Linked DNA regions of Mus musculus: region 1 is linked to region 2. A link is a contact called in ENCODE Hi-C or POLR2A ChIA-PET data. All regions are on one chromosome and are shown on one strand. The core of a region is the stretch at or near the end of the contact, and the rest is flanking DNA. Distances in the headings are between cores, read along the strand shown. Region 1 has its middle 4.2 kb from the start of Pak6. Region 2 holds the start of Bahd1 (bromo adjacent homology domain containing 1).

Evidence for each region. A loop is a pair of places that touch in the nucleus more often than their neighbours do. ChIA-PET counts read pairs that join two places held with the same protein, here RNA polymerase II (POLR2A).
Region 1: a loop to region 2 is called in a map of T-helper 2 cell, with 2.1 times the contacts of the local background. The contact joins the enhancer-like site here to the promoter of Bahd1 in region 2. A Hi-C loop is called at or near these places in 4 of 37 maps with a recorded cell type or tissue (CH12.LX, T-helper 2 cell, gastrocnemius and 1 more). POLR2A ChIA-PET finds 5 or more read pairs at or near these places in 1 of 5 experiments (Patski).

The regions. Positions count from the first base shown.
Region 1 is chr2:118,656,960-118,661,793 of GRCm38, reverse strand. No RefSeq gene overlaps it. Among named protein-coding and RNA genes, the nearest start is that of Pak6, 4.2 kb to the left of the region's middle. Within about 2 kb of position 3,238, at least 1 of the 3 ENCODE cell types and tissues checked has a DNase peak (open chromatin) inside an H3K27ac peak, as active enhancers do.
Region 2 is chr2:118,900,095-118,905,251 of GRCm38, reverse strand. Bahd1 (bromo adjacent homology domain containing 1) reads right to left here and starts at 3,637. Exons shown (of 7, transcript NM_001045523.1): 1 at 3,495-3,637. It overlaps Gm32957 (a long non-coding RNA gene), which reads left to right and starts at 4,072. Exons shown (of 4, transcript XR_003954052.1): 1 at 4,072-4,500.

The DNA of each region.
Region 1 (4,834 bases), core at 1,989-4,488, 240 kb after region 2:
AGGGTTACTGTTAGTTTGAGGATAGCCTAGGCTATGTAAAGCATTCTAGGCCTACATCGAATCTGATATCTCTCTCTCTCTCCATATATATTAGTATTGTTTATGATCAGAAAAAATGGAAGCCATAGAAAGCTCACAAATCGGGGACTGACTAATATCAGATGGTACTTTCTTATGCAGCCAAATAACTGCTGGACCCTGACCAAGGATGGAGTCAGGTCAGCAAGATGGCTCAGTGGGTAAAAGGGCAGCCACTTGAACCCGACAACCTGAGTTAGAACGCTGGAGCCCATGGTGGAGGGAGAGAAGTTGTCCTCTGACCCCCACATGTGCATTTTGGCATTCATGCACATGCATGTGCACACACGCACATACACGTAATGATAAAATAAGAATTAAAATTTGTATCTGTTTCTCTGTGGGGGAAGAATGGCACTGACACCAGAGAGAGATGACGCCACATCCTGCAAGACAATAGAAATCATCTTCTCCAGTTCACTGAAAAGCATAAGCTATTTCTATACCTGTTTCTAACTCTGCTGTCACGTTGAGAGGGGGGTCTGGTGAACCTTCTACTTTCTTTAAAATTTTAACTTTTCCATTATCTGAAATTTTCACTGAACATATTTTTCTACTTTTAAAAATACCTGTTTAAAAATAAGCAAGAAGGGGTGGAAAGATACCTCAATGGTTAAGAGCACCAGCCGCTCTTCCAGAGGACCCAAGTTTGATTCCCATCACCACATAGCAGCTTGAACCATTTGAAACCCTAATTTTAGGGGATCTGGTGCCCTCTTTGACCTCTGTGGGCAACACACACACACACACACACACACTACACAAACAAACATGTGGGCAAACATTTATTAGCATAAAACCACAAAAAGCAAGGGTTTAAAAATTGAGATACAGGGCCTGGAGAGATGGCTCAGTGGTTAAGAGCACTGACTGCTCTTCCAGAGGTCTTAAGTTCAAATCCTAGCAACCATATGGTGGCTCACAACCATTTGTAATGAGATCTGATGCTCTCTTCTGATGTGTCTGAAGACAGCTACAGTGTACTTACACATAATAAATAAATCTTTAAAAAGCAAAAATAACAATTGAGACACAGAATGCCAAGCTAACATGGAAGCCCACACTCTGTAAAGAGCACACGGAGCTCATATATCTGAACGTCCTCCACAATTCCATTTTAAGGCAATGTGGGCAATGAAAAGTCCTTTTTCTTCTTTCAAATGCCCAGAAATAGTTTAGAAGGAAGAGCAAGATTGAAGGAGTTAAGGAGGTAGGCTGTTTATTATACTAAATTTGAAGGAATAATTGATTGGAATAACAATTACATCCACTCTCTTTAGGAAATGTGACATTTCTAAGTTCTGGTTGGTTTATAAGAAGTAACAGAAATTGCTGAAGAAACTGTCAGCAGCCCCAGTCCAGGCAACAGCTACAAACCCAGCAGCCACAGATAACAGAGGGTGCAGGAAGAGAGCAACACAAGCCCCTCCTCCTCCCTTCCAAATTAGCCACGCTCTCCAAATAGCAAGCCCGGGGATAGAGGACAGAGCAGAGAAGTCAGGGCAGCCTTGGGCCTCTAAACATCAGCATTGACCACAGCCTTCACAGATGCCCACACTTGGACAAAAGGTGCTCTGAAACACCTACTGCAGCCCGGCACTGAGACCAAGAGGATTCTGATTGGCTGGCTCAAGTCATGTGCCCACTCGGACAAAGGGGAGGGATATTCTGGAAACAGTGCTCTGTTAAGATACTGTGTGTGGGCTGGAAATTTAGAGTGATACCATTAAAGGAAAGGAAACTGTGTCCCAGGGTCCCTTCCCATCCCCAAAGTACCCTCAACAACAAATACATCAGCCAGGGGTCGTCACAACCTTTCCACTAGCTTTTCTAATAAGTCAATTCCTGAGGAGGAGAGTCCACAGTTGCTGACACTTAGATTCCTCATATCTTTCGGGACTTCTGAAAACTGATGACCTATAGACTGAGAACAGGTTCTCTGAGTGCTGCACGGGTGAGAGATGTGGTGAGATAGCAGTAAACGTGGGTCTATACACATGCGCATGCGTGTGTGCTCGCAGTGCACACACACATTTGTACACGTGCACATGCATTTGTACACGCACACGCTCGTACATACACACACAAACACACCATATAAAGATAGGAAGAATTCCTGAGAAGGCTTGGTTGCCTGTTGCAAGTGAGAGTACTCAGATATCTCGAGTCCTATCCATTGGCACATCCCGTGCCCTCCTTATCTTTCTGGAATCATCTCTCTCATTCCGGTAGCCGGTGAGCTCTCTAGGACAGGATATAGCGGCTGCTTGTGTTATTTGGTTGGATGAATGAGTGAATATCTGAAGAGGCTCAGTGCTCTAGCCACTCTTACTTAGCACCCATGATTCAGAGCATAGATGAATTCCAGGAAGCCCCACCCCTCCTCCAAAAGATGCCAACAGCCAACTGCAGCTCTGGGAGATAAGGTGACTCAGCAAAAAACACAGAGGAAATGAGAGGCAGTCAGGACCAGACCTTAACTTTCCCTGCTCACAGGTTTGGGTGTTCCCCTTACTGCTGGTAAGGCCTGTCTAGAGGCAGCCCTGAGAGTGCTGGTCCAGTAACTCTGTTGAGACAGTAGCAGTCCTGTCTCCTGTTGGTTCCCAGGGATCTCACAGTGTGAGTCAACCAAGCCAGTGTCCTTACAACTTTAAAGTCTTTCACTTTGCTGCCTTCTGGTTTTGTGAATGAACACATACTTACAAACTCAACAGCAACCGACCTTCCAACGGAGTCAGCAAGGCAGGAATAACTGCTTATACCCATCTTGTCTCTCTTTATGATTTTAAACTGTCATTTGTGGGGTGCATTTGGAAAAGCCATGCCAGTAAGGAAATATGAAGTTTTCATAAGCCAATAATTGTGAAATTGCTTTAAGTAATAAAAATGTTTAGATACAAATGTTGGGGTTCCAGTGTGTCCACAATTTTCCCCTGGATGGCCCCAAAGGTCTAGATCTTTTGCTGCTGCCTTGGACTCCCCACCCACATTTACAGCCTTTTTGCTGACTGAGCCCGGCTTGTCTCCACCTGCCTATACTCTCAGAGCCTGGAGGGGAGGAACAGGCTGTCGGCCACACCCACACACCCCAGCCCAACCCAGTGCAAGCTTGAGAGGAACAGCTTGGATATGTGAGCAGGTGTGGTCACTGGAGGACCACGTGTCCAGCACCTCAGAGCTGGCTTTTAGGGGCGCTAGACCAGAGGGAGAGGTCACAGACATTCAAGGTGATCCACTCTAGGGTGCTGGCCACAAAGGGGAGAATCATTGCATCTATTCAAGATGCTCTCAGAGGGAAGACTCCCGGGCCCTGTCCTAGGAATGCTCTAAGTCTCGTGTGTGTGTGTGTGTGTGTGTGTGTGTGTGTGTGTGTGTGTGTGTGTGTGTGTGTGTGTGCCCTCCTGGCTCTGCTCTCCCTTTCCTGTCAGATGCAGAAGTGGGGAAAGCCTGGTCTGATGGCAAGCCTGCCACTGTTCTGCACTCTAGATCGGGTACCAGGGGCATCAGCTTACGGAATGCCTGCCAGAGTACCAGGAGAAGGGACCACCAGTGACCACCTGGTAGAGGCTGCCGTGGGTCACACTCCTTCAGCCTTAACCTGAGGTGAGCTTGCTTCTCTTCCTGCAAGCAAAGAGGAGGGAGAGGAACCTTCCAATTGCCAGGAGGGCTGCATCCCAGGCTGCCAGTGGGCAGGAGCAAGTGAGGAGGAACCTTGAGGGACCTGAAGGGAGGTGGTGATGACTCCCCTGAGAAGCCTCCATACCCACAGCACCCATTTCAGGGATCTGGGGGTTAAGAGATTGTGGTTATAAGCATAGTCCCAGAGTGAGCGGCAAGAACACACTTTTTTTTTGAGAGAGTTTTTTTTTTTAAGATTTATTTATTTATTATATGTAAGTACACTATAGCTGTCTTCAGACACTCCAGAAGAGGGCATCAGATCTCATTACAGGTGGTTGTGAGCCACCATGTGGTTGCTGGGATTTGAACTCAGGACCTTTGGAAGAGTAGTCAGTGCTCTTAACCTCTGAGCTATCTCTCCAGCCCCCAGGAACACACTTTTATACGATCTTCCCTTCCTGCCTGCTTTTGGTTACAATTCTATGGGGACGAGTGAGGGGTCATGAGTCAGAATGTCACAGGGTCAGGAGTGACCCCCGGGAAGGGACTCTCCTCCGGGGGAGGTTTGCTTGGAACAGGACTTTCCGAGTAGAAGACTCCCTGTTGAGGAGATGGAATTATTTTTCCCAGGACAAGACGTGTGGAACGGTGAAGATCTGAGAATTCATGAGAGGAAGGCCACCCAGTGAAAAGCCCTCATTGCGAGGCCTCTAACAGTCAGGCTCGGTAAGGGGAGGCTCTCTTTACCTTATTTCTGTGCTGACTCCTGAGTGTAATTACACAGAGGAACCTGGAGCTCAGTGTCTGAAGAACTTGTCCCAAGTCAGAGAGGACTGGGACGTGCAGGAGCTGGGGTCAAGGTCCAGCTTTTAGAGGCATTTCAGAGCAGAGGCCAGGCTTCCTGGAAGAGCTTTGTGCTCTTTCTTTAGATGACACAGTGCAGGACTGTGTCATTTGTAAGGAGCTGCCTGCCTCTGTGGCTGGAGGTTTCATGTCTGTGAGACAGGAAAGCCAGGAAGTTAGACCTGGGGGGTAGGGGGTGGGGGGGAGTGGCTCTGTCTTTTAGTTGTTCTGCAGCTGGCAGTGGGCCCAGCAGCAGCTTAGTTTAGGGATGGCTGTGTTTCATCCCCTACAG
Region 2 (5,157 bases), core at 2,388-4,887:
GGGAAAGAGGATGGGTGCAGGGGTACATCTGTCTCTTCACTACCTAGTTCCAAACCAGTCATCAGTCTTCTCCCACATCCCCCATGGTGTAGGCTTGATCGTCAATACACCAACTTCTAAGGCACTTGGAATGATAGCATTTCTTCCCCAAAGCTCTACCTTGGGAAGTCAGTAAAAACACTTAATATAAAAGGAACCATACAAATCCCATCCACAGGGCTGATCCAGGGTTATTTGTCAGGGGTTCTCCGAATAGCGTTTTCTCCCTCACTGACACCCAGGCGGAAAGAGGTAAAGCATACGGTAGCATAGACAACAAGTAAACTGCCAACACACAGCAGAGCTGGGTACAGCAAGAGACTGGCCCCATGAGGACAATGGGAGGACAGGACCACAGCCCCTTTCCAACTCCTGTCTGTGTGGTGTCTGTCATGTGAACAATCTTCAGCAGCAGATGGATCAGAAACAGCAGTTAAACATGCCCAAGGCCAGAGCCTTACAGACGTGCCCTATTTATACACCTTTCACAGAAAAGGTCAGAGACCTCCAAGGACTGCATCCATACTGAGCATTTCTAGAAAAGCCAAAGGTTCCCCTCCATCCACACTGAATTCCACATCACACGACACCAAGAGTAAGATTAGACTACACACAGACACACGCGTTTAACTCATTACTTCGATTCCTAAGAACCTTCCAATCTACAAAGCATTTGAGAAGATACCATGTTAGACAATCCATTTTCACAAGCTCACTGGTCAACGCCAAGACAAAAAACAAGTGGGAGAGAAGGAAGGGGTAGGAGCTGGGTGCGAAGGGCAGGACAGACAAAAGTGCTCAGCAGGACTAGCAAATAGCCTTAGGGACATTGCCTAGGGTTAGACTGCAGCAAAAAGAAGCCAGCACAATTGAGTAAGAAACTGACATGTGGAAGGGGTGCTTCGGAAGAAAGATCTGGTAGCTAGCTGTGTACAGACTGGACCAGAAGAGCCAGAGGAAGCAGGAAGAAACTGACCCGGGAACATGGCAACAGAGAGGGAAGGAGGGAGGGAGACACCAAAAAGAACAAACCAACCCCAGCAATGGTAGTGCACACCAGGACGCAGAGAAGAGACTTGCTGCCAGTCCCAGGCTAGCATCCGTTCTAGAGTGATAAGAGGTACAGGAGAGAAACAAGGGAGGAGAGGGACAGAAAGAGATGGCTACCAAAACCATCTCAGTTAATGGCTCAACTCCCCAGGGCCAGCCCTCCCAAACACTCATCTGACAGACAAGTATCTCCTGCCAGATTAAACCCCTGCCACAGAGGGAAATGTTATTTTGGCAATTCCCACCTTCCAGCAGCCAAACCAGGTCACCCTTCTGACTGCCACCAAAAGAAATCACACACAGTGCAACCCCAGCAAAAGGAAAGATTCTCCAGCCTTCTCTGGATTTTAGACATACAATTAAACTCTCTCCAACAAACTTCAGTCTCTTGTGTGAGGTAATACCCCCTTTCCCCACAAGCCTCAACTCCACCCAAGCTGGGGTCCAGACTCTCCTGGGGAGAGAGCGCCGGGGTGCTATGAATGAACTCCATACCCTGTTCCTGCTCCTTTGGCAGACAGCAGCTTTCTCACGGTGGGCTTAGAGCCAAACACAGCCGAGTGCTGCTCTCGACCAGTCCCACTGGTGTGCCACTCCAACCCAGATTTTTCTCAGCAAAAGGCCATGTTCTCAGCTGTTATCAGCCTGAGACTCCTCTCTTCCTGTTCCCAACTTAATCACATGAGGAGGGGCACCGGAGCCGAGTGGATTTTCTCAAACGGGTAAACATCATACAGCCTAGAGCTGCTCACCCGCTGGGGTTAGCGCTCACAGCTTAAGCCAGAGATCCCAAAGTGTCCTAGAACAGTGGTGTCCCCAAGAAATGTGGTCTCTCTGAGGCTTTCCTTGTTGGTGGAAGATTATGGAGGTAGAAGATGGGGAGAAACGTGTCAGGTGGTACAAAAGAAAGCTGGAAACCTTATTTTATGTCTTCAAATTTCTGCCTCAATTTATGGACTCAGCTTTATCATGTCCCTATGTGGGTACCTTCTTGCCCAAGGAAGACGGCTACAGCAATAGTGAAGGCATCGCCAAGCACAGTGGGTGTGTGTGTTGGGGGGTGGGGTCCCTTAGTCCCAATCCAAGTAGCCGCCTGTGCTCTTAAGACTGCCGACAATGGGCCACTAGGAGACATCCCAGGTGGAGTTAAACCTCTACCGAGAGGCAGACTTGCTGAAAGCCTCACTGCTAGCAGGCTCCGCTCGCCTCTGTGAGTCCACCAGCCCATTCGCCACCGGCCAGGGCACTCGGTGCGCACACCCCTCAACCCTGCCCCTCCGCCTTGGCTAAGTCGACCCCACTCTTCCCGGAGCCGCGAGGATATCTGCGGCTACAGACCAGAGCCAGTGCCGCAGCTCCTCCCGGTGGACGCCCCGGCCCCCGCAGTCCCCAGGGCAGAGTCCGGCCCCGTGCCCGCCCCTTGGGGTGGGTGCCCCGGACTCGCTCCCCTCCCCGATACCACTACCTGCGCCCGCTCGGGCGCCGCCTTTGTCCGGCTCTTCACCGCCGAGCGGGCCCCTTGGGCCCGACCTGACCCGGTCCACGGCCCCAGAGGAGAGGCGGCGGGACTGGCAGGGCACAACCAGGCCAGGCCTGGAGCACCGGGTCCCGCTGTCACTTGGAGGCGGTCTGACAACTTCGATTCCCCCCGCCCCACCTCGGACTCGGCCGCCGCCCCGCACGGTCCCCACAGGGCCTCCCGCGGCCCACACTCGCTGTTCGAACCGGTCCCCTTCCGTCTTCGGCGCCTCCCTTCCTTCAGCCCGACCCGATCGAGTCCACACTACCCCTCGCCCTGACGCGGCCCCCATCCCCATCCCCCCTCCGGCAATTGCCGGTCAGCTCCCAACCCGGGAGGGCGCCCCCCACCCCGAGAGGGCGCTCCCGCGGCGACGCCCCCAGCCGCGGCCCCTAGCCTCCGGGACCACGATGGGGGAGGGGGCTTGGCGGGGGCCTTGCCGCCCGCGCACTCGGAGGCGAGCCGGCTCCGCCGCGGCGAGGAAGCACCCCGCGTCCTCCCGCCCTCCGTAGCCCGGGACGCCCGCGCCGCCGCCGCCCGGCCAAGCTGCCACCCTGCGGCCGCCACCCACCCCGCCCCCGGCCTGCGAGGCGGGCGCCCCCCGGGGGCTGTCACCTCGAGGCGCGCAATGCTCCCCGATGGCGGGACCGCAGCGCCGGACCCGGGGGAGGGAGGCGGCGCGCGCGGGCGGGCAAGCAGCCGCACCTGCTTCTTGTCGTCCGTCCGTCCCTTCCCGGGGCTGGCGGGGGCGGCGGCGCGGCGCGCTCGGCGGGGCGCGCTGACGGGCGGCCGGTCCTCTCCCTTTTGCTAGTCCGCCTACCTAGCTCGCTCGCTCTCGCTCGTTCGCCCTCCCCTACCCCCTCCTGGATCCCGGCTCCTAGCTCACCGGGACGAGAGGCGCGGACGGCGCGGCTTCGGGCGCCCGCAGGCCCTGGCCGGGCTGGAATCCGGCGGCTGGAACCCCCCGGGGGCGCTCAATTCCCGGGCTCCACGCTGCTGCGTCAGCGCCTCCTCCTGGGGGCCGGGGCCGGGCAGGCGGAGCGGGGGCCGCGGTCGGGCGGGGCCGTCGGGGGGGGCGGGCGCGCCTGGCCGGGGCGGGCGGACGGCTAGGGCCGGACGGGCGGGGCAGGCGGCCGGACGGGCGAGCAGCGGGGGCCGGGCTCCGGGATCCGCTACGCCGCTCGCGGTTCCCCCACAAACTCCCCGAGAGCGGAGCCTCCGCCGCCCTCCTTCCTGCTTCCTCGTCCTCAGCCAATCAGCGGCGCGCCCCTCGGCAAGCTCCGCCAATCAGCCGCCCCGCCCTGCGCTGGCCCCGCCAGCCAATCCGGCCCTCGGCTCCCCCTCCCGGTCTCCAACCAATCAGAATCGTGGGTCGGTCGTCCCGACGCAGGGGGCAGCACGAGGCGGCCGGGGGAGGCGGTGCGGGGAGTGGTGGGGCCTGGGGGGAGGGGTACGGTGCCAAGGGTGGTGGCGGGGGATGATTTTCTTTGCCGGCTTCTTGTATTTTCTCCTGGTCTTTGGAGCCTGAGCCAGTATCCCATGGTGACCTGACCCTGAAGCCCCAGCACCTCACTGCAGACCCCCACCCTGAAAAATCTTAGCGCGCCCCCTCCCTGACCATCACCCTTCTACATCCCTCTTTCCTCGTAACCTCTCCAGCACCGGCTACAGTAAACTGAGGGTCGAGGGGGCACCTCACCCTCAGGCTGCTGCCCCCATGGCAAAGCTTCGGGAAGACCAACCGAAAAATTCAAGCAAGAACAACACCCCCTTTCCTCCTGAAAGGGCCCCAGACTCGCGCGAAAGGGCCCCGACTCCTGAGAAGCCCCTCCCGCCCTTGCCTCATCTTTCCGACTTCCCTGCTTGCCACGTCTCCTTTCCTTCCTAGCAAGGTCGGTCCTGGCTCGGTAACCCCTCACCCGCATCTCTTTTTCCTCTTTCTGTCCTTCACCTAACGCCCCCCACCCCAGTTCCCAATTCGCCCTCTTTCAGAAGCCAAGTGTGGAACCCTCATCCATTTCCAGCTGACAGCAGAGTCTGGTCTGTGAGTCCTTGACACCCACACACCCTCTTCCACCACCGCGGGGAACATCAGAGCTCTCCGGTGGAGAGGGAAAGGGGCGGGCAGCCCAACAGGCGCGGCTGGACACACTCCTTCGCGTCCCCAAGCTAGTGTAGAACCAGTGCAGACACTTACCTAGCTTCCCCATAGTCGCCTTATGCTGTGGCTCCGTCTCTCACACCCACAGACGTGCTTTTCCAAGCCTGAGCACGCTCTCGGGGTCAGCTGGGTGGGTGGGCACAGCAGGCTGAGGTCATATGAAGGGGTGGGAAGTCCCTGGGAGGTGCGGGAAGGGGCTGTGTCCTGGACACCTTGTAGCGCCAGAGCCAGCCCAGGACTTCACTTCAAGGAGCTGTAATGTGCACACAGTAGGTTCTTGAGAAATACCGAGTCCACCCCTGAACAAAGCCTCATTTCCAATTCAGGCGGGGGAGGGGCGCTTTGGGAGGTAAAGGAGCAGGAGCAAAAAAGGGTAGTGTCAAGTCAC